Regions from separate parts of the Mus musculus genome. Here region 1 is linked to region 2. Evidence: chromatin loops called from intact Hi-C (ENCODE). Cell type or tissue: heart. All regions are shown on one strand. Links, peaks and the distances in the headings refer to the core of each region. The heading gives the core; the rest is flanking DNA.

The links. Hi-C counts contacts between places; a loop is a spot of excess contacts. Peaks named below come from ENCODE experiments on the same cell type or tissue, not always from the same donor. Only the 100,000 strongest peaks of a DNase experiment are listed, where the experiment ranks them.
Region 1: a loop joins it to region 2, with 2.0 times the contacts of the local background. A loop is called at or near these places in 2 of 42 quality-filtered maps.

Annotation. Positions count from the first base shown.
Region 1 is chr14:55,355,944-55,367,920 of GRCm38, reverse strand. No RefSeq gene overlaps it. Among named protein-coding and RNA genes, the nearest start is that of Gm52145, 77 kb to the left of the region's middle. In heart, for the core only: no CTCF peak of the experiment used is centred there; a DNase peak (open chromatin) is centred at 5,380; H3K27me3 peaks cover 489 bases.
Region 2 is chr14:55,265,191-55,277,167 of GRCm38, reverse strand. No RefSeq gene overlaps it. Among named protein-coding and RNA genes, the nearest start is that of Dhrs2, 49 kb to the right of the region's middle. In heart, for the core only: a CTCF peak has its summit at 5,821 (motif pointing left); no DNase peak of the experiment used is centred there.

The sequences.
Region 1 (11,977 bases), core at 2,626-7,625, 91 kb before region 2:
GGGGGAGCTACACCATCTTCTTCAGGGAAGCTTGCTTTTTAACATGATAATCTCAGAGAATCATCTTTTAGGCAGGTGAGGAGGGACAAGCACTCACATATAGAAAGCTGGTGATGGACCATTCAGAGTACAACACCAAATATTCTGCTCGCATTTTGCTCATTTCCAGATCAGCAGTTAACCTGGACCTGGGAGCTAAAATGAATCCCTCCTCCCCTAAGGTGCTCTTGTCCAGGTGTTCATCACCGCCACAGGAAAGGAAACTAACACCAGAAGGCAGTGTGACTACGGGACCAGCAAGCAAACCAACACCAGGATTTCCTCTGACCTGAGACCTCCAGACATTCTTCCTCTGTTCCTGGTAGTTGTTAAGTAAGCACAAGGAAGCTTGCTCACGAGACATCAGCAGAGATCTCACTGCTTTCCCCTGGGTGGAAGTATCTCTCCTCTCACAGAATTCAGCCCCTACTAGGATACACAAGTGGAACCGCATGTGATTTTCTTCAATTCACAAACTTCTTCCTTGTCTCTCAAAGACAAGCTCTCAGGGTGAGCAGGTATCCAGATGCAGAAGGAGCATCCTCCTCTCGGGCCTGTGCTTGTGTGGAAAGAAATTCTGTGTGCGTATGCATGCATGTGGTGGCATGAGTGTGTGTGCCACTGCGCTTTCCCATAGGGCAGAAGGGGCAATGGGTATCCTATTACATCACTTTCTGCTTTCTACCCTGGAGACAGGGTCCCAGCAATCTTCCAGTCTCTGCCTTCCAAGGCTCTGCGATTGCCCGTGTGCAGATGTGCTCTGCGATTGCCCGTGTGCAGATGTGCTCTGCGATTGCCTGTGTGCAGATGTGCTCATGTGCAGATGTGCTCATGTGCAGATGTGCTCATGTCCAGCTTCTTGTGTGGGTACAGGGGATTCTGAATTCAGGTCCTGGTGCTTGTCCAACAAGCACTTGTACCCACTGAGCCAACTTCCTGCCTTCTGTTTTTTTTGGTAAAACTGGAGACCTGCTGGACTGTAAGGAAAGATGTCCCGAAAGAGGCCTGGTATCCACCCTCATCTTCTGGAAAGTATTCTACAGACCTTGGGATGCTTTGTCTGGTAGAAGTGTTTTTGTGCCCCTCAGGCCTTGGCCCAGCCAAATGGCAACACTGTGATTTAGGTTGAGGTATTTGAGCCACACTAAGGAGGTGATTGAGTGAGGGGCCTTGCCTCACATGGTATCAGCTCGGCTTCCTGGTATGCTGGACACTGAGGTCAACCTTGTGGCTCTATCTGTACCTCTTTGATAATGGTTCAGAGTTCTAGATGCTAGAGATGTAATGAACTTCCTGTGTTGACAATGCTCTGTGTGCTCCTGCATCCGAGTCAGGAAAGAAGTGCTCTCTCCATCCCCTGTGGACAGTGAGACATTCCACGTTTGCTTCCTTTCCTGGGCTCTGCCCCCTGTGTGCTTTCCACGGCTGGTTTTAATCAGTGTCCTTTGTTAGTACAATAGCTCTCACTGAGTTATGTGCATCCTTCTAATGAATTGTTCCTTAAAAGTGAGCATAGTTTAGGGGTCTCCAATCCCCAAACTTGCAAATGAAACTATAAGTGAGGCCCATCTGATGAACTAGGTCCCAGCTTCATAGTTAGGGAACGTTTATAGTTGGCATTTGTAATAGGACTCACTAGATCAACTCTGATCACAATATGAGATTTTGGAGGAGACAGAATAGAAGGGCAAGTTTTGGTTATCCATGCTACAAGTTGTAACTGTATCAGCCACTAAACCAAGTTTCTATGGAATTTAGAAGTGGTAGACTCAACCCCTACAGAGTTGGTTCATTGGGTATGTAAGAAATTCAAACTAACAAGATTAAACTAAATATAAAATTTCCTGGTTATCATCTGTAATAATGATAGTTAAGCTGTTGAAAACAGTTGGGTAGACTAGAAGTACCTGTTGACTGTTTGCAGTACTGACAGGGCTTTTGTAATTTTCCTCTTATTTGGAAGAATTTAGAAACTTGGAGGGCAAAGGTAATGTGCCCCCTGAGTTTGGAATGACTGTGGCAATATTCTGCTGACTTAATCAAGGTAGGGACACTGATAAAGTGGAGGTCGAGGCTAAAATAGAGTAGTGCCAACCACAGCATCAATAATCTCTGATATCGCTCATTAACACACAATGCACAGCAGGCTAATCAAATGGATACTCAGTGATTTAGCCAGATAATACTGAGTTGTTTTTATCTGTCTTGGTTTTGGAAAACTGCCAATGACAGATTGATTTTGTTTGGGAAGAATTCCAACTTAGATTTATTAAATTGCTGTAGGGTTATTTGAATTTAGCATCCATTGTTATAATTTGGTGGAAGGATATTTGGACACTTTCAAGTTCTTGGTTCTATATTAATAATATGATAGTATTTGAAAGTAAAGAAGACTCTATGAGAGCTGACTTATCTGCAGAGGTGATGCATGTGACCAACAAAAGCTGGTTTACAAATCCTTCAAAGGTCCAAGAACTTATCCAAGTGGTCAAATTCTAAGGAATAAACTGGGCCAAAGCTATCCATGACATTTCATAAATGATCAAAAAGAAACTTAATCTCACAACCTGTTTATTAGCCTGTTTGGACTGGGGGAGGATACATAGATCATATCTAGAAATATTGATTGTTGCCATCCATAAACCTGCCCTAGAGAATGTCATAGGAGCTTGAACAGGATCTTCGGGTGTTGGTCAGCATCAGAAAGTCAGAGCAACAAGGGATATGAACCAAGATGGAGGAGCCTTCTTCAGAAAGTGAGAAAAACCTCCTAGCAGCTTTGTGGCTTCCCAAGACCTCATCCCATCTTCTCCATTGTACTTTGCATCAAGGACTTGACCCCTCCAATGCATAACAGGAATCTCAGTCACCCCACAGTCCTCCAGGGCCTGCAACTGAGAAGACCCTGATTCACTGCGGTCTTGGTTCTGAATACACAGCATTGAGCACATTACTACACTAAGCCAGGACCAACCAATGCTCCCTCAAGCACCTCAGCTCAGACTCGAGACTACTGTAAGTTCTGACTTACAGTGTTGTAAATGTACATGCAGAGTTTTCTGCCTTTATGGAGATATAATGGTTTGATTATGTAAAACAAGGATTTAATAGTCTTCTACAGTCGTTTCTCAGCATGTATCAAATTAGTGTATCCTTGGGTTGTGTTGTTAGGATGTTGGATTTTAAAAACTGCTGTTTGGGTTGCTGACTTGAGCACCATAAAAAAGGTCATTAAATGAATTTTAGTTTGAGATCAGTGTATGATTTTACACAGTTCCTGAAATGGTCCTAAGCACCCTCCCTTCTGCCATTCTGTAGGACATATGTATATGAAGTGGCATGCTTAGCACCGATGCCTATGACACCGCTCTGTCTCTTGGGATCTGTGGACAGCTCAGTAGCAGCCTGGACTTCACTTGCATTCTCTGCCTCATCCGATGCCCTCTAACCATCAGTTCTGCTGCTTTGCCCTCAGGGAAGAGTTAGCATGCAAGATTCCCCTTGCATTCTGGTTTCTAAGAAGCCCAATCAGGAGGGAATACCACAGCTGGGGATTGTGGTTCAGTGTCAACATGACAGAGTAGACTTGCAGCCCTCTGACTCCATCCCACCCTGCTCTGTTCTGTTTTCTGTGAGCTTTAGACCCCAGGAGAGGGTGTCTATACCTGATCAGCACCCTTCATCCAAGTACCAGGCTGGAAGCAGGAGCTTGGCCGAGGTAGGCTGAGTCGAGATCGGGTACAGAGGTTGTTCTTGCTCTAGTACAAGGATCAGAAGAAACTTTTCTTGGTTGTAAACAGGGGTGAAACCTCAAGCTTGTACCCCAGGTACAACCTCTTAACCAAATCAAAAGGGAAGATGGAGGCCACAGTCATTAGCAGAATCGGTAAGTTGGGAAGGGAGTCGTCTCCTGCTAGTAGACAGTCATGTTTGCCTAGATGCTTCTCCAAGAGTCACTGCAGGTAGCTGGCAGATTAGGACTGCTGTTGTTGTTGTTGTTATTGATGTTTTTTGTTTTCCCATGGATTAGGATTGAGTTGACATAAGAAATTGGAAGGCACAGAGCCAGGACCTCGGAAATAGCTGGTAGATTTTGCTTTTGATTCAGGCTGGACTCCTCAGATTCTCCTTAAGTCTGATTCGGAAGCAGCCAGACGTGTAATAATTTAAGCAAATTTGCCCTTTCCCTTCAGTTTAATTCAGTTCAGTTCAATCAATATTTATCAAGAGATTGCTCTGTGATGACCAAGTTCTCACAGGTATGGTAACCAGGTGTGGCCGACACAGCAAGAGGAATGAGGGAGGGGTGGGTAGGAGAGGGAGACAGATTGTAGGGTCCCCTCAGGGGGGTGGAGCTGCAGCATTGCTCTCAGGGTGTGAAGGTCCTCCAGGAAAAGGGGGTGCTCTGAGGAGGGTGGAGCTGACAGTGAGTTGACAGGATTGTCAGCAAAAGGAGCGCACAGAATCCTGGACCCAGACCTCTTGGCTGCCTCCACCTGGGTCTCCTGAGAAGAGCTTACACTCAGCTAGTCTGAACACATCCATCTCCTCTCTAACTATCTTCCCCTTATCTGTTTCACCATCATCTCTGTCTCCTCACTTAGACACCTGGGAGTATAACAACGTAGCTCCCAATACCATGGATGTTGGTCAAATAAGTGTCATTTTTTCAGTTGTGTATCATTTTGCTTGCACAATGGCATGATTGTCACGTGCAACCTTAGATGCAGGCCCCCAGCTCTCTGGTGACAATATAAACAGAACACGGTGGATTTTTGTATTATTTACCAGGGAGGATCTGAGCCCTAGCAAGGGCTACCCCAGGGGAGGACTTAGGCATTGGAGAGAGGAAGCGACTGCTGTCTCGTGGACTTTGCAGTTTTGAATTTGAGCTATGTATGGAAAGTCTAGGCGCTTGAGGGCATTGCCAAAAGACAAGCTGTGCTACGTGGGAATTATGCGTGCGTCAGATTTACATTTGAGTTTTCTAAGCAGCTTGACATTTGAGAAGAAAGTAAAAGCTGGCTGAACTATTCAGCCATAACATCTGCTTGGACTTAATTTCCCTAAGGTTTCTGGGTGTCTGTGGGATTCTTCCCTAGCACACAGCTCAGTGAGGCACAGGGCTCTGGTGCGCTCCTGCATCATTTCTACCCTTGATCTAGGTATTTGGTTAAACCTGTTTTTTGTTTTTACCAGATTGCCATTGTCAGCTAGGCGTCTTCCTGTCCCTGTCCCTGGTCCCTGCATTGCAGGAGAGTCATGAGCGTCATCTGCCAATGTCACTTTTGCATTTGGCTCTGGGTTGGAATCTGCTAATTAGAGGTTCTCGCAGGACAAGGGATGCAGAAGTGGAGTCAGCACCCTGGTTGGCAGCTGTGAGCAGCTGCTTGGGCATATGATGTGCATGCAATTCACTTCAGCTTCTGGGCAACCTCCTGAGAATCACCTGTTTAGCGATTGCAAGCAGCTGAGACTGTCAGCAACTTTCCTGACTTTGTGGAAGAGGCAGCAGTTTCTATTGCTCCCTCAGCCATTGTTACCATGGTTTAAGCTTCCAACTACCCATATTAAAACCTTTTCCACTGGCACACAGAAGTGTCTCTTTGATGCCTGACTGATAGAACAGTGCCAACCACACAGACCTCTCCACTCCTGTGATGATTGTCATAGTAGTGATGGGGGTGACCACTGGGTGAGCGCTCTTAGCAAACGCATTAAAAGATTGCGCCAGCAGCTTCCAGCTCCATGGCCAGAGACCCTTGCTGGACTGTAACAGCTATTCCTGGTGGACAGGACAAAGATGGCTACTTTTTACGTCCTGTAACCTTCCATTTGCTAGAGCTCAGTGTGACTGAGGAATTGAAGAACACAACCCTAAGATCTAAGGCTCAGGGAGCATGGTGGAAGAGGAGGTAGAAAGACTATAAGAGGCAGAGGACCAGGTCATTTGCTGTGAGATACTGTCTTCTGTGTATGTCAGGGAGCTGCACCTGGGACATCTTAACGCTGTGGTCTCCTAAGAAGACTTACGTAAGGACAGTACCAGCATGGATGGGGAGATCTCACAGAGCCCATTCCTTGATGAAGAGTTACAGGCAAGTAATGGTTGCTGAGGGGGGTGGGGGATCAGTGTTCTCCAGGAATGAGCCCCCTGATAGGTCACTGAATCCCAAGGGATCAGCTCTAAACACACAAGCAACACTACATGGGCTCAGCAGACTCCATTCATATATACATATGTGTATACATACATGTGTGCTCTGTATGTGTGACAAAAATAACTAAAGAAGAAAAGGATGAGAGAATGCACAGACATCGGAGGAGTCAGAACAAGAAGAGAGGGTGGAAATGAGGAAATACAGTACGCACATATGAAATACAGAATGGCTGTCTAGCTGAGAGTGGGGAAGGCTCACAAAACCCTACCAATAGTGGGGAACCAATGATAGCTGATGGTTTCTGGGGAAAGGAGAAGTGAATGAAAAAAAGAAAAAGAATATGGTTGGTCCTAGGTATGGAGGAGGAGAAAGTTCATTATAGAGATACCGGAGAGCAGAGAGGCAGTGACACTTAGGAGAGTCTAGAATGGACATGACCAGACTGAACTGAGCTGTGTGGGGAGGGATCAAAGGAGGAGGGAGAGCTGGGGAATCAGTAGCAGCCCGGGAGGGTGGGGTGGTGTCAAAGGTACCAAGTGGGTGGGTAGCCAAAATGGTTGGATTATATCCGGAAGAGCATCTGGGGGAAGGGCAGCCCACTCCCTGGGCTGGAGAAGTTTAAAGTATGGGACAAGGCATACCAGCCACACCCTGTAACAGGTAGGGACTGAGGGATGCTGGGAGAACTTGGTGGCCAGGTCTGTTTTGATATCTTAAAAAGGCACCTCAGCCATTTGTCCCAGGTTTGAAACCTAACAGAGTCTAAGTTTTCTTTAAGAGTGGTCCTTGGCAGGTCTACCACTATCTAGTTGATGGCTCCACACCAATGATTATATGGGCAATGCAAATTTCTCTCTGTGATTTATAAAAAGAAAATGAGAACATGAAATTAGGAGGGGTGGGACTGGAGGGTGCATCTGGGGGAGCTAAGGAAGGACTGTGTGTGTGGAGGGGGTTGAAGCTGGTAAATATATTGTATGGATGTGTAACATTCTCAAATAATAAAAAATGTAAAATTCTACATATTTATCTTTATAATCACAGATGAGTGTAGTCCTCAACCCTCATCAAGAAAACTCTTTGCAACAGATGGAGACCATTGCAGAAAACCAAAGCCAATCAAAATGCAGAGCAGTGAAGCCCAGGCCTAATGGATACATCTATAAACTGGATCTGAGGCTCAGGAAACAAAGCAGAGCAGAGGCAGAAAGACAGTAAGAGCCGTGGGATCATGGAGTAAGACAGTAAGAGCCGTGGGATCATGGAGTTAACTGTGAGATCATGTGTCCGAGTAATGTCAAATGTTATACCCATAAAGTCTCACCAGCATGCTGCCAAACATGCTGCCAAACATGAGCTGAACAAAAACACCAGCACCAGACATGCTAAAGGAGATGGGGGTGGGGGGAAGCCCACAGGGTCTCAACTATAGACCAAGAGCTACAGACATTAGGAATGCGGTGAGCAGGAGAAATGGTCTAAGCTTGGGGAAAAGAGGACACCAATCAGTTGTCCAAGACCAAATGGTCAGCCCTGAAAACATACATACAAGTACCATTATTCAGATTGGGAAGGCTATCCTTTGGAATATATATGTGCAAATACATATAGATCCTCGTGTAACAACAATTAATGACAAAAGAGGCCAGGAATTTAAAGGAGAGCATGTAAAGGTTATGGGAGAGTTTGGAGGAAAGAAAGGGCAGGAGAAAGGGATGAGATTGTATTATAATCTCAAAAATAAAATCAATAATTAAAAAAATGAAAAGGAATGGCTGGTTAAATGCATGGCCTGGCTGTAGATGATGGTTGATACTAATTGGTGCAAGTGTCACTGACTGACATTAAGTGAGAGGGACAGATGTCCTTCTGTCTTTGGGCCATCTGGGGACAGCACAGAAGAGAGTACATGGGTCACACGACGGACTCTTGTCCATCTCTGCAGACTCCTATTTCTCCAGTGTTTAGCAGAATATTGAGATAAGAATGACTTAAGGAAGTTGGCCATTTAAACCAAAGGGAGCTAAGGACAATGTGGATGTCAGTGGAGTGCATACAAATCTGTGATGGGGAGCAAGCACTGTAGCCAACAATGCTGGTTCTCATTTCCCATCAGTGTTCAATATTTCCGCAAACAGTAGTTTGTGGCAAGTCCCCACCAGGGGCTTTGTCTGGCCAGAAGACACTCATCTTGAGAGGACAGAAAGCCAAGGGATTCTTTAATAAATTAACAGCGTGAGTGTTTGAACACCTCCACGTAGAAAAGGCACTGTGGTTCCACAAAGACTTAAAAACAGAATTACCATATAATCTAGTAACTCATTGTACTAGACCACAGTCGATCCCTGAAGGGAGTTAGGGCAGGAACACAAGTTAGTGGCTGCAGGAGCAGATGCAGAGGCTGTGAAGATGTGCTGCTTACTGGCTGTCTCCCCAGGTATGGCTCAGCACACACACACACAAACACACACACACACACATATATATATATCTCCCCACAGGATTGCTCACAGGCATTTTCTCAATTCAGATTCTCTCTTCCCACATATCTCTAGGTTTGTGTGTTAAGTTGACAAAACCCAACATAGACATGTCGCATTTCTGAGGCATAGCTCATGAGAAATACTCAGAGGGCACAGAAGTTACAATTATCAGATTTAGCAAATACAGGACCCCCCCCCCCCCACCGCCAAGAAATTAGAATTTCAGGTGAATGACAAGTATTTCCTATTCTATCCCACCTCTCCTCACTCAGCAACTAAAAGAAATTGTTTGTAATCTGTATCTATTTGATAAAGATTTATATATACACTATTCAAAGGATTCTTAAAACTTTGGTGGTAAGAAAACAACCAGATTAAAAATGTACTAGAGATCTAAGCAGACCTCACCAAAGGAGATATGCAAATGATAAACAAGCATGTTTAGAGGTTTTCTAGTCTTTTCCTCACCAGGGAAATGCAAGACAAGAGGATGGAGGGACAGCACAACACACCTATTGGAAAGGCCAAACCCAAAATTCCTGGCTGCAGCTAATGTTAGTAGGCTGTGGAACAACAACAGGAGTGGCTGTTCCCTGCTGCTGGGAAAGCACAATGCACAGAATTCTGAAAGAGAATTTGATGGCTCTTTGCAAAACTAAGCAGGTTTTTTGCATATGTGTGAGCAGTGGGCGTTCATCCTCACTCATCATGACTGTTTGAGTAGGTAGGGGAGTAAACTATGGGGTATCCAGACAACGGAATAATATTATTTGCTTAAGGAAGTTTGATAGTAGTATTTGTGTGTTTATTTGTCAGTGGTGGGGATTGAACCCGGGGCTGCACACTCATAGATTGCCTTGGTAGTGAGACAGGATTCCAAAGAGGAAAACCTTGTACAGTCATCCTACAAAGGAATGACAGCTGAGACAGCCTGTCTTGCCTTAAGCAAAGAACTTCTGGAAGGAGAAGCTTCAGGAGAGAAACTGCAACATCTCCCCTCTTTCTAAGCCCTTCACTCTGCTCCTACACAGGGTCACAGTCAGCTTTTCCCCTTGGCAGAGCCCTCAATTTCCCACAGGAGAGAGGCTGACCCTTGCTTGTTGTGTGTGCTAATAAACACAGTCCCATCTGTTGAAGGTCAGACACCTGTCTCTTTCTGCCTTCTGTCTCTTTACCCTGCCTCAGAAATCAAGTGCTCAAACACTGGGCTGCATCACCATCTTAGACAAAGGAATGTTATTTACTGCTCAAAAAATTAAAGTTATTCTCCATGAAAATCCACGGAGAAAGACTGATGGCGTGTGATTGAGTGAAGGAAGCCATTCTGGAAATGACACTGTGATTCTAAGGGTGTCACATCCTGGGATAGCAAAACTATGGTGACAGTGAAGCTGACCAGTGGGTGGGTATGGAATGCTGTGGTAAAGGGAGGGATGAGCGGGGGAGGTAAAGAGGATTTTAGGGCAATGAAATTGCTCTGTATGATAGTTTAGACAAAGACATGCCACTATATCACAGTTATTCAAATGGCACAACTCTCAGCAGTGGGCCCTGCTGTAAACCATGGACATCCAGGCTTATGTGTTAACTCCACCAGATGAAAATAAGACCATCACCATATTTTTTGAGCCAAGTTTGAAGCAAACTTTATCAAATAAAGTCAGGATACTGGCTAGGTCAGTACCCAAGACTCAAGATTCCCAGAGACGGCTCACAAATCAAGTTAGTCAGATGTTCATAAAGGCAACCCCCACCAGGCCACATGTTTCCTATCTTTGTCCAGTACTAGCACACACCCTGATGTACTTCCTGCCTCCATAGCTCCCACCTACATGGGACCAAGCACTCTCTGAGCAGCTGGGGCAACCAACCTTGTTTACAGAAGAGAAAACACTTGACTTGTGGTCGTTCATGAATAGCAGCCCCCAGCATTCAGGAGGTTACCTGTCCTTGGGCAAGTGGGACTTACAGGTTAGAGGCATTTGTGTTTTATAGATCTCTTAAGCAGAGTAATTAAAATATAAGACATAACTTTAGCCCTCACACATGTCCTGTCGGCATAGGCTCATCAGTGATGACTTTCCTGCTCTGGTGGAAATGATGGTGTGATGGTCTAGAGTATGTGGGAATTTCTGCACTCCTCTCAGGGTTGTAGTGAACTTAAAATCTGGTCTCTTTTTTGAAACTATTTTTTAAAAACATTTTAAGCGTGTGTGTGTGTGTGTGTGTGTGTGTTTGTGTGTGTTGGAGAGCATATACATATGAGTACAGCTATCTATGGAGTGGCCAGATGCCCTGGAGCTGAGTTACAGGCAATTGTGAGCCACCTGATATGGGTCCTGAGAACCAAACTTGGGTCCTCTGCAAGAGCAATATGTACTTTTAACTATTAGGTAGCCTCTCGGGCTCCCAAGTGTTGCATTGTGTTGTGTTTTGTTTGTATGAAACACAGTAAAAAGAAAACCTGAACTGAGACCCACATGAGTTTTACAGTGCACTGATGGCCAGGACCTACAATCTTAGAGTCCCTACTATTATGGGGAGCTCACCAGAGATGATAGTTTCAATTGGCTTTACATTCAGATAAAGCCAATTCGAAGTCTTTACTCCATCTAGCTGGGAACACACCCAATTGTTTGGGGACGTAGATGTGGCCCCCAGTATCTCTAACATGGAGTTTTTAAGGGCAAAATCCACATCTTGTCATCTCTTTCCACAGCCACATGGGGGCTTTGCAAAAGCAAATAGTTTTTTTTTCTTTTTTTTTAATTACGTATTTTCTTCAATTACATTTCCAATGCTATCCCAAAAGTCCCCCCCCCCACTCCCCTACCCACCCATTCCCATTTTTTGGCCCTGGCATTCCCCTGTACTGGGGCATATAACGTTTACCTGACCAATGGGCCTCTCTTTCCAGTGATGGCCGACTAGGTCATCTTTTGATACATATGCAGCTAGAGTCAAGAGCTTTGGGGTACTGGTTAGTTCATAATGTTGTTCCTCCGATAGGGTTGCAGATCTCTTTAGCTCCTTGGATACTTTCTCTAGCTCCTCCATTGGGGGCCCTGTGATCCATCCAATAGTTGACTGTGAGCATCCACTTCTGTGTTTGCTAGGTCCCGGCCTAGTCTCACAAGGGACAGCTATATCATCGTCCTTGCAACAAAGGTTTGCTAGTGTATGCAATGGTGTCATCGCTTGGAGGCTAATTATGGGATGGATCCCTGGATATGGCAGTCTCTAGATGGACCATCCTTTTGTCTCAGCTCCAAACTTTGTCTCTGTAACTCCTTC
Region 2 (11,977 bases), core at 3,332-8,331:
ATCATGCCATACCCAGAGCCCCTCTAACTGCTGTCTCACGGGGCAGAAAAATCAAGACAGAGCTGAGACATATTGCAGTGACACATTCAGAAATGTTTACAGTGCTACCAAAGCAAAGAAGCTGGTCTGAAACAGGCCCACTTAGATGATCTAAAAAGCAATGACTGTGCCTGACTGAACAAGCAGTTTTGGAAGGATCTCAGACTTCCCTGTGAGCTCTCTTGGCACCGCCATCTTTATCTTTCTTCCAGTCCAGCCCCTAAGACTCCCGAGGACACAGGAGAAATGAAGATGTGAAGTATTCAAGTAAATGGAATGGCAAGTTAATGGAGACACCTGACTTTGGGGACACGAGCCTTGCTAAGAGCTGATACTGCTGTTCCCATGGTGATGGCGCTTGAGACCTTTGATTGTTGTAGACATAAAAGATAACCAGAGAGGCTTTGGCGGGTGACAAGGAGATCAATAGCACCAGCATCCCCCCTCCCCTAGGGTTAGCATTTACAGGGACAGGCAGCAGGTCACAGGCCAGCAGGAGTTTCAGGCATTGCTTGGTTTCTGTAGAGCCAGGAGTTCTTCCCACTCACCCGTGGGGCAAAGACCAAGGACAGAGCTATTGGTGCTTGAATCACAGGGAGGAACCAGACATAGCTTCTTCATTGGTGGGTTCAAAGAAAGTGAGAATTACGTGGAAGGAGACAGGTGAGAGAGACAGTCAGAGTTCCCTTTGTGTAGTTATATTTGAACTGTAGAACGAAGCGTCTACCCCTTTCTCTCTGAATTGGAGGCATCCAACAGATCAGGGCCCACATGATGCACCCCACGAGTTCCACAGAGTCTCTCTCTAACATCGGGAAGGCAGCTGACTAGATAAGGCACCAGTAAGCCTGCTTGCTGGACACTAGAAAGTCATTTGAGCCCATTCTGCCTAAATGCAGGTAGAAGAGGGGGGAGGAGGCAGAGAGCTACCTTGCTTTTATAAACCACTGTGTGCAAATAGCAAATACCCAGATGTTCTTCAACTGAAATGAGAAGGGAAAGGAAGACGTGAAAAGGCAAGCAGAGAAGGAAGTAGAGAGAAAGACAAGTTTCCTTGAGGATGCTTTTGTAAGAGATAAATGACAGTCTCCGAGATGGGCAGAAGAGAAAATGGAAGAAGGTGAAAGGCACCTTCCTGAAGATTCCTGTGATGCTCATAAGCAATTCTAGCCATTGACCAGTGCTGCAAATGGGAGGAAACCACCGTAGACATTTTGGGAGCAGGTGGGCTCTTATGGACCATTTTCTCCCTGTCACCTTGGGTATCTTAACCCATATTTTGGCAACCCTGCTAATGGGGCTCCAACACTGTAAGTTCTCCAGGATCCTCTGGTGGGCATGGGACTTTCCTACTTCTCAGATTTACTCTGATGTATATCCATGGTGGCCAAAGGTCTTGTGGCCATGGCCCTGACCCTGGCCATGACTGTGGCTGAGGCCATGGCCATGGAAACAGAATGCTCTCCCCGAGCTTCAAAACAGTTGAGAAACCTCTTTTGCCTAGTTTTAGCTCCAGTTAGACCACTGTGATCCCCAAATGTCCAGCAGAAAGAAGTCTTCACAGTCACCTGTCTGTCCTGGAAAATTTGGGCACACACATCCCCGCCCCTCCAAGATCTAGAAAAATTTTCCAGAGGAAAAAATGATAAAATAGGCAATCCACCAGGTATAGCTAACACAGCAGCCACATTGCAGAAAACAAAACAAAAACAAAAACAAAACAAAAACAAGCAATAAGCCAGTGGCTGAGGAAGAACCCTTGAAGATATTACCGAGTGCTGGAATGTGTGCAGAGTCCAGGATCCAAGCTTTAAACACCCTCAGAGGGCAGGAGGATAGAACCCCAGTGTGTGTGGTGACTGCAGAAACACTTGTAAAGCCACTGGGGACTGTAACTGCAAGGAGTGAGATAGCACGCAGCTCTCGGCCAGCCAGGGTGATGTGCGTTTGAGCTTAGTTTGCTGTTTGGCTTGCTTCAATTTCACACTGAAGGGCTAAAGTGGACCGGTAGAAGGCCAAATTGAACATAGAAAGATTCCCTTGTCTAGAGTGAGAACAGAAGCAAACACAAGCAAGTGTGGAGCCAGATTTGGGAACCGAAGGCATATCATCGCACTGCCAGGGTGGGGTGTGTGCCAAGGCCATTTCTTGGAACGCACAGAAGTGAGACTTTGGGGAAGCCACAGAAGCAGTTTAAGTATCTATTGGGACTTGGAGGTGTGGCTCAGTGAAGAAACACTTGCCTGGCATGAATATGGCTTTGGGTTAAACCTCAGCAAATAGCCTCTCTCCAAGTAGCCACTGGGAAAAGCAGATAAAGGTTCCAAGAGGTTGGACAGCCAAGGAAAGAGTCATAAGGAAGGGTGACAGCTGATGGTGTGAGCAGGGTGGTTGGTGACAACGACAGAGGGGTCCTGGGACTAGGCTATATAAAGCATCTTATGTGGGAAGATTCCTGAGGCCTGAGACCCTTTGAAGGTCCTACATTTCCCCAGCATTAGTGATCCATGGTAGGAACCTGGTTAGGTCCATCGCCCCAAGAGGAAGGCCATCACGTCATCATGGTAACAAGACTTACAGCAGGAGAGCTAAAACCTCCAGACCATGTTGACCTGGCGGCCAGAGTCTGGAAAACACTGAGTGGTATCTCCAGAGAGCCCAGGAGGAGGCTGTGGTACTCTCTGTCCCATTCCTGTGTCCTTGCTATTTCCGAGGACACTGAGCCCAGGCAGGTACAGATAGTGGCTGAGGATGGATTCCCTGAGGGCATTCCCTTCTGATCAGCTTCATTTCTAGGTGGAATGTCTGGAAGGGAAAAAGCTGAGTGAATTGCCTGGTGTCACTGCTTTTCTGAGGACAGGCTGCTGCTGTTCAGTCAAGGCATCTCTTACTAGAATCTCAGGACACTCAGATGTTATTGACAAATATGAAGAAAGGAGCTCCTGGAGATGGAGACCCTAGGAAAGAGAGGGATTGGACCCTTGAAACAGGCACGGCGTCTGCAGGGAAAGCAGCTGCTCGGATTTGCACACAGGAAGCCAAGTTGGGAGGCTCACAGGTTTATTGTCAAATGAAAAATATCGTGGATTCAGGCTCAGTAGTTCTCAGTAGCAGCTCTCACGCATCAGCTGCCATTCCCTACACTAATTGCCTCTGTCTTCTTTTCCTCACAGTGTGAAGGACACAGCCCAGGACCTTGTATGAGCCAGGCAACTGCTCTACCACTGACTCTCTACCCAACCCCTGGGGCCAATGATATTGATACCTTAACAGGCCTGGCCTTCATTCAGCCTCCTAGCCAATCACAATCTGGGCCCAAGGGTTATGCTATAGCTCCACCCAGAGCTACATCCTCCACGGCCTGTTACTACCACAGTGTTCTCCCTGATGATGGAGCTGACTTCTAGACAGCTCTGGACTGAAGTTCTCTACCATCTTGAACTCTGCATGGAAGACTAGAACTGAGGTCTCCACCAAGCCCTAACGCACCCTGACCGGTAACTCTGATGCTCTGGACAGAGTCCCACATCTCTTCCATCCCTAAATCTTATGCTTTAGGCCCCCAGGAGGATGCACTGTATGGAGGGATAGAGTGGGGCCCCTCGTACCTTACAGATTTTAATTCCATCCGACACAAAGTTAGGCTTAGTGAGAAGCATGTCTGGTCAGCAAGTACAGTCAGGGATCCCAGATTCCTGTATTAGACTGACTTCCCCCTCCATACCTGCAGACCCCTGTAAAGGAATTTGCTAGAGTGTCTCCAACCTGGACAGCTCAGAGGCTCAGGCCTAGAAAGAACTGTAGAAGGAGCATGGGCGATGCCAGGAAGACGTGCGGCTTTGCAGGCAGATGGCCTGCTCAGTCCCAAGGCTGGGCTTTCACTGCACTGCTCCAGTAGAGATTAGCTCTGCCTCTGCTGCAGGGAAATGAGAGGCTGTCAGTCTCAGGGTGGGAGGCAGGCCTTAGCCGGGAGAAGCACTGGTCTGGGAGCAGCTGATAGCTGTCAGAGCTCTATACTAATGAGCCCTGGCAACAGGTACCTCACCTGGATGTGCCATGGAGCCAGCTCTCCAAAGGACTCATAGGCCAACTTGTGTTTGTATTCTAGGCCTCTGACAGCTAAGGAGAATGTTAAGTTTAAATCTCAAACACCAGAGGCTGACATTTGAACAAATGGTCCTCAACTTGTGGCCATGGAGCCTTTCGTTCTGACCTGTGGAAGCAAGTCGGCGAGGGTGAGCCTTTGACTGTTATGCTGTCCTGACCCTGGCCTGCCCTTTCTCTCTACTGATCTACACCTATGAATAAGCTACCGATACACACCACCTGAACCTTAGCCAAGCCCTTCCTGCCACGGTGCCCTCCCTATCATGATGAGCAGACATCCTTTTGAAACCACCAACCGAAATAAACCTTCTTCCCTCAGGTGCCAGTGACGTTGGCCATAGAACAAAGAAAAATAGCTAATGCAGAAAAAAAGAGAAAGATTGAATTAAAGAATGAAAAGAAGAAAGGGGAGAAGGAAGGGAGGGGGGAGAGAGAGAGAGAGAGAGAGCATATTCACTTGTGGGAGAAGAGGGGCCCTTGCTGGACCTCCAAGCTATGGAGAACAAATGTGCTGGCTCCTGGCCACAAACTCAGATGTTTCTCCCCAAACCCCCTGGGAGTCACAGAGGAGCACAATCCAAACAGAAGCAGCAGGAAGACTGCGTTTAAAGATAATCCAGTTTGCAATCCCACCAGCAATGGAGGAGTGTTCCTCTTTCTCCACATTCTTGCCAGAATCTGTTGTCACCTGAATTTTGATCCTAGCCATTCTGACTGGTGTGAGGTGGAATCTCAGGGTTGTTGTGATTTGCATTTCCCTGATGATTAAGGATGTTGAACATTTTTTCAGGTGCTTCTCAGCCCTTCGGTATTCCTCAGTTGAGAATTCTTTGTTTAGCTCTGTACCCCATGGTTAATGGGGTTATTTGAATTTCTGGAGTTCAGCTTCTTGAACTCTTTGTATATATTGAATATTAGTCCCCTATCAGATTTAGAATTGGTAAAAATTATTTCCCAATCTGTTGGTGGCCTTTTTATCTTATTGACAGCATCTTTTGCCCTACAGAAGCTTTGCAATTTTATGAGGTCCCATTTGTTGACTCTTGATCTTACAGCACAGGCCATTGCTGGTTTGCCAGTGCCTGGCAAATACAGAAGTGGATGCTCACAGTCATCTATAGGATGGAACACAAGGCCCCCAATATAGGAGCTAGAGAAAGTACCCAAGAGCTGAAGGGGTCTGCAACCCTACAGGTGGAACAACAATATGAACTAATAAGTACCCCCAGAGCTCGTGTCTCTAGCTGCAGATGTCTGTAGCAGAAGATGGCCTAGTTTGCCATCAGTGGAAAGAGAGGCCCATTGGTCTTGCAAACTTTATATGCCTCAGTACAGGGGAACGCCAGGGCCAAGAAGTAGGAGTGAGTGGGTAAGGGAGCAGGGTGGGGGGAGGGTATAGGGATAGCATTTGAAATGGAAATGAAGAAAATATCTAATAAAAAATATGGGGAAAAAAAGAAAAGAAAATAGAAAGATAATCCAGCAAGACAAAGGCTACTTGCTGGCTCTTAGCCCAAACAGAACTGAGCCGAGGAGACCCACAGAAGATCCCTGCATGAACTGGCTGCCCTCAGACACTTCATTTCTCTGGGCCTCGATGTCCTCTTCTGCTACAGAGTTCCCAAGTCTTGTTCCACAGTAGCTCTGGCTTCCAGGAACACTGGTGGTCTATAGTGCCCCCTGCTGTGAGGTTTTGAAAAATCTTTCATCTGTGTTACGGTGGCTCTTTGTGGGGCTTGATATCTTAAAGCCACTCACTCTATCCTTCAGGCTAATGAAAGCAGTTTGTAGTTTTGATTATCTTCAGTCTGAAAAACAAACAAACAACAAACAAAAACCCAAACAAACAAACAAACAAAAAACCCAAAGCAAGCAAAACCCCTAAACCAGGAGATTGGAGCTAGAAAGAGCTGTTCACTGAGAAGAACTCATGCCAAGGTACATTGCCTGCAAGCAGAGACTGGATTCAGCACTTGCTCATTCCTAGACTACATGGCTGGAAGCTCATGTGTTGATAAAAGCAATCAACCCAGGATCCTAGTTTGTTTTCTGATGCTGTGATAAACACCATGAGTGACAGCAGCGTGGGTAGGATCAGGTTTATTTGGCTTCCGTGTCTATATCACAGTCCATCATGGACGAAGTCAGGGCAGGAACCCAAGCAGTACATGAAGGAACACTGCTTACTGGCTTGCTCTCCATGGCTTGTTCAGCTTGCGTTCCAGGACCACAAGCCCAAACCATGTTGAGCTGAGCTCTCCCACGTGAAATATTAAATCAGGAAACTGCCCCTACAGTCATGTCCACAGACTACTTCAACCCAAGCAATTCCCCAGCTGAGGTTCTCTCCTGGAGGACTCTGGTTTGAGTCAAGTTAACAAAAAACAAACAGCAACCAGCGTGTGTGTGTGTGTGTGTGTGTGTGTGTGTGTGTGTGTGTGTGTGTGTAGATGGGTTTTATTATCACTTGATCAGTATTTCTTTCCACCGTACCCTAGCATCCGCTCCATGAGCCTCCCCTGACCCACAAGGAACACAGATACCAGCAGTGACGATGAGCATTGGAAAGAACCTTTTGTGAAGATACACAGGTGTAATAAGTGGGTGATGAGCTTAACCAACCCCAGAAGCTTCCAGAAAATTAGCTCTTAAGAGAAAAGATGGGGCTGAGAGTAAGAAGGTGAAGGAAAAACAAGGATGAGGTGGTGCTAGGGCCTCCTGGGAGAGGTCAGTTCTTTGGAGAAGCTACCTCAGAGGGTCCTGATGCTGTCTCCTCTGCTGAAGCTCCAAGTCTCCACAGCCAGCCACATGATGGCTAATTAGCAGCTGGATTTCCAGAGCACATGACCTGGGGGCATACAACCATCTGTGTGAAGCCTAAAAAGTGGTCCACCACCCAGGAAGGCCAATCTCCCAGGAGAGAGATCCACTTACAGTAACATGGATTCTGAACCTCACCCAAGCAAACTAGGCTGTCCACGGGATCAAGAAGAGCACAGGTGGGGCGCAGCCTCACCAGGGACTGAGGGTGGCCTCACTTGAGATAGCATCACATGAGCCTGTCCCTTACAGTTGCCACTGCTTCACTACTCTCAAGATAGGACACATCACAGATGATAGGGGGCCCCCACCCCTAGTGGCCAGATTCCCTCCAAATGTTCTGTCCTTGTGTTGATCACACCCTTCGAGGAAATGTGGACATGTGGCTCAGGAAGTGATAAGAAGATGGGGAGATAGTTCAGCAGATAAAGAGTCTTGCTGTCCAATAATGCAAGCCTGATGACCCGAGTTCAAGCCCCAGGACTCACATAGATAGGTAGAAGGATACAGTTGCCCTCTGACATACTCAAGCCTGCCAAAGTACTTCCCCTATATCACTCCTCTCCCTCCCCCTTCCCTCCTCCCCCTCTCCCTCCTCTCCCTCCTCCCCATCTCCCTCCTCTCCCTCCTCCTCCCCTCCTCCCCCTCCTCTCCCTCCTCCCCATCTCCCTCCCCTCCTCCATCTCTTCTCCCCTCCCCTCCCCTCCTTCTCCTCCTCCTCCTCCTCCTCCTCCTCCTCCTCCTCCTCCTCCTCCTCCTCCTTCTTCTTCTCTTCTTCTTTTCTTCTTCACCACCACCACCTCCACCGTTATTACCACCACCATCATCATCACCATCATCATTATCATCATCACCACCATGACCATCATCATCTATTAAATAAAATATGTGCCAAGAGAAACTAGCACATGGGACATACTCCTACCTCCTCTCCCTGGGACATTTCATTTCCTAGGCTCCTTCCTCAAGTGTCCCAGAGGATAGCAGAGAACAAGGTAGCTTTGGGGACCTTATTTCTCCCCTCACCCTGGCAGGCAAGGCCCCTCCCATCATGTTCAGCATCTGGACCCAGACCATGGTATGAAGGGCTGTCAGGTCATCCAGAACCTCTACTTCCTAGACACCAAAGGCCAGAGGGGCTGCAGAGAGGGGCTGGAGGTTGGCCTACTTCTCCATTTGACCCCAGAGCTGTGCAGAAGGGACTTGGTGGTCTTCCTGGCTTCCAGGAATACCCAGGACAATCTCATCTGTGCTGTTCACTACCTAGACTGGCCCAGGGTATAGCATGCTCTAGAAAAACAGATCAGAGAGCACGGGAAGGATGCTGGGGAAGCCAATGTGTCAGTGTCTGCCTTAATGAGCAGAGGTGAGAATTCACACACTATAAACATTAGCCCTTATACTGATGCCGTGGGAAAGCTGGGGACAGGGAGTGACTGATGGCCATAATGGGACTAGTGAGTGGAGGACCTTGGCTTGTTCAGAGATCATCACCTGACCAAGCACATCAGCACATGATTAAAGTCAGCCTTGTGTGCACTTTCTGCTGAGGCCCAAGATCCACTTGAACTCTCCCCATCAGACCTTCTCTCTGTAACAGGCTCACTCGATGGTCCATGTTTTGTTGCTTCCAGCTGCTCACCATGTGACCATCCTAAGCCAGACACCAAGCAGCAGCAAAGTCAATTCTGAAGGCGGGGTTGGTGATTCCTCTTCCCTCCCATCATCCTTCAGAGGTCTGCTGGACATGGTGTTCACCTATGCAGGACAGATGAGCTCTCAGGCTACTGCATGTGCATCTTTGGGTAGTCTAAGCTCAAAAGCAAGCAGATTTGCCTGTTGGAGACCCAGTGGGAGGCTTAAAGTGAATACAAAGCTGTTCTGTGTGTATGCTTTTTAAATTAAACTTTACTTTCCCAGAAACAAACAAAACAATATAGTGGCCAGGTTTTACTACTTTTTAAATTTTAAATAATTATTTGATAACGTTTAACAGGCTTCAAAATCTTATATTTTATATAATTCACATCATATGAATTACTCTGATTTGTATGTTCCACATATCCTTGAAAAATAATTTTTTGAAATGAAATGCAACCAATTTTTCATATTTAAATCTATGTTGCAAAAATAGACTTAATTTTATAATTAATTATATTTTTCTATACTGTGCATTTTTCAACATAACATTTTAACTGATTCTCTTGGAATTTCACATCACGCGCCCGATCACACTCCCTTCCCAGTCCTTCTGGGTCTGCCCCCTGCCTTGACTCTTATTTTAAAGAACAAAAACAAAACAAAACAAAAAAAGTGAAAATAAAAATTAGAATTAAAAAAAAAGAAAACAAGTCCAAGGGTGGGGGAGGGTATAGGGGACTTTGGGATAGCATTTGAAATGTAAATGAAGAAAATATCTAATAAAAGAAAATTTAAAAAAAAAAAGAAAAGAAAAGAAGTCCAATTGTGTTATCTATTCGCTCACTGGAGCATGGTTGAACTCTCAGAGGCCTGCCCTTAAATAGAGCTGAATGTTCCCCCTCCCCACCCAATCAGAAGCCATCAGTTGTAGAGAGAGAGCTACCCTTCAGCACCTCCATCATGTATACTGAGCAGCAAAACAGCTGGTAACTAAATAACATAATTTTTGTTATGCCTTTATTATTCACCAGTTAAAGAGGAAACTAAAATGTAATTCACAAATATTTCTAAATGAACAACAAAAACACATCACATTTTTACCTGCATGTTGGCATGTGTACCACATGCATGCCTAGTGCCCATGGAAATCAGAAGAGGACATCAGATCCCCTGAAACTACAGTTACAGGTGGTTGTGAGCCCCCATGTGGGTTCTGGAGTGACCCCTGGCCTTTGGAAGAGCAGCCAATGAGCAGTCTCTCCAGCCTCCGTGTCCCATTTTAAAATGGTGCTATTTATAACAAAAGAAATTGAAAAATAGATACAGTAGTTAGAAATTATTTAGGAGAGGCTAAGTGTTATAAAAGTAAGTTTTTGCCACAAAAAGCTAATAAAAGAATAGCAATAAACTCAAAAGAAAAGGGACATTAAAAAGATAAAAATAGAGGTTGGAGAGACTGCTTGGTGTTTAAGAGCACTGGCTGTTCTTCCAGAAGACCCATCAGGTTCACTTTCCCGCTCCCCATGACAGCTAAAATCTGAAACTCCAGTTCCAGGGGATCTGACACTCTTACACATATACACACCAATGCACATAAAATAAAAATAAATCTAAAAAAAAGTATAGCTGCATATATATACATATATATTTATGCAAATAAGTTCCAAATTGCTAAATGATTATACCCTAATTCTTTCTTTTTTTTTTTTTTTAATAAAATGCCCTGGCAAAAGCAACTTAGGGGAGAAAGAGTGAGCTAAAATAAACCTGTTATTCAGCTCCCCTCAAACTCAAGATAAAAGCAGAAATCACAATATTGAAATGAAATTTGCCAAAACATTACAAGTATTTTCTATGGGTATTTTTACCAGTATTTGTATTTCTACCAGTGTTTGCCTTTTTTTTTTAACTTCATTTTTCTTCTCTTACTAAATTTCTTTAAGAAAAAAAATATTACTTTTGCTTTAAAAACCCTCTTTCTTCTTAAATGTTCATGGGGGTTGTAAAGTGGTATTTATCTTCAAACACAATACTCAGGCAAATGCTGCACTTTAGTGATGGAGTGCCGTAAAATCTGTCCTTAGAATTTGCGCACACTGCACACAAACAGTCGGGTGAATTATGTGACGGCTGGACTTCCAGACACCTTCTGCAAGACTGCTGCAGTCTAAACCTGTTATGAAAAACCTCCACCCACTTCCAGGACAGAGACAAGGTAAGGGTCACAAGTTGTCCCTGGAGACGTTAAGGACAGTTCCTCTCTGATGAGTGGCATGATCCTTTGGGAGCAGTGACGCAGCCTGGCTTTGTGGTCCACAAAAAGGAAAGGCTCAAACCTTCAAGAATGATCTGACTCTGGAGCATCATAGGTTAGGGCCCATAGATTCTAAAGCCTGAATTTTATTCCTAGAGATTCAACCTAAGAGGTGGTCAAATGGCCACATGCTCTCCCGGTGCTTCAGAAGCTGAAGCTGAAGACGAGGCATTTAATGACAACCTGGGCTACATAGAGAAGCCCCATCCCAGTGGAACGGGATAGGATAGGGAAAGGAAGGGAAGGGAAGGGAAGGGAAGGGAAGGGAAGGGAAGGGAAGGGAAGGGAAGGGAAGGGAAGGGAAGGGGAGAGGGAGGGAATACAAGAGGATAAAAAGAAAATCTGCATTCTTTCCCATACAGACTGTTAGTAACAGGCAATTAGACTTAAAATCCAGTCTCTGGCCTGCCAACCACATTGCTATATTTGGTGAAGATCACTTAAAACTGATAGGGATAGAAGAACACTCCACATTTTCTCTCTTATATGTTTATGATCACTGTGTGACATACTTGAAGCAGAGCCCACTGATCCCCTGACCATGATAAGCTCATACTATGTAGTAAGCCAATGTAGTAGGTCAGCATAGTATTTTGAGTCTTTAAAAATTAACTTTTGGACTGAAGAAATGGCTCAGTGGTTAAGAATATTTGCGGTTTCCGCAGAGGACCCAAGTTTGAATCCTAGAACCCACATTCAGGAAATCACAGTCACTTGTAACTACCTCCAATGTAACTACCTCCAATGAGGGAATCTAATGCCTCTTTTAGCCTCCATGGGCACCCACACACACATGGAATACACTTATACAGATACATACATATAAATATAAACAAAAATAAATCTTAAAATGAATTCAAGGCCTCTGTCTAATAATTCTCTAAAGGCATTTTCTTTTTCAAAGAACAATCACTTTATTGTCGATCACAGGCCTACAGAAAATGGATACAAACCTAATGTGTTTGACGTACGAAGAAAGCAGCTATGGAGATTAAATTAGAAAAGATCCAAGTCCTTCTCTCACAATGTAGTTCTCACTGCCTTGGGGGAGGGGCC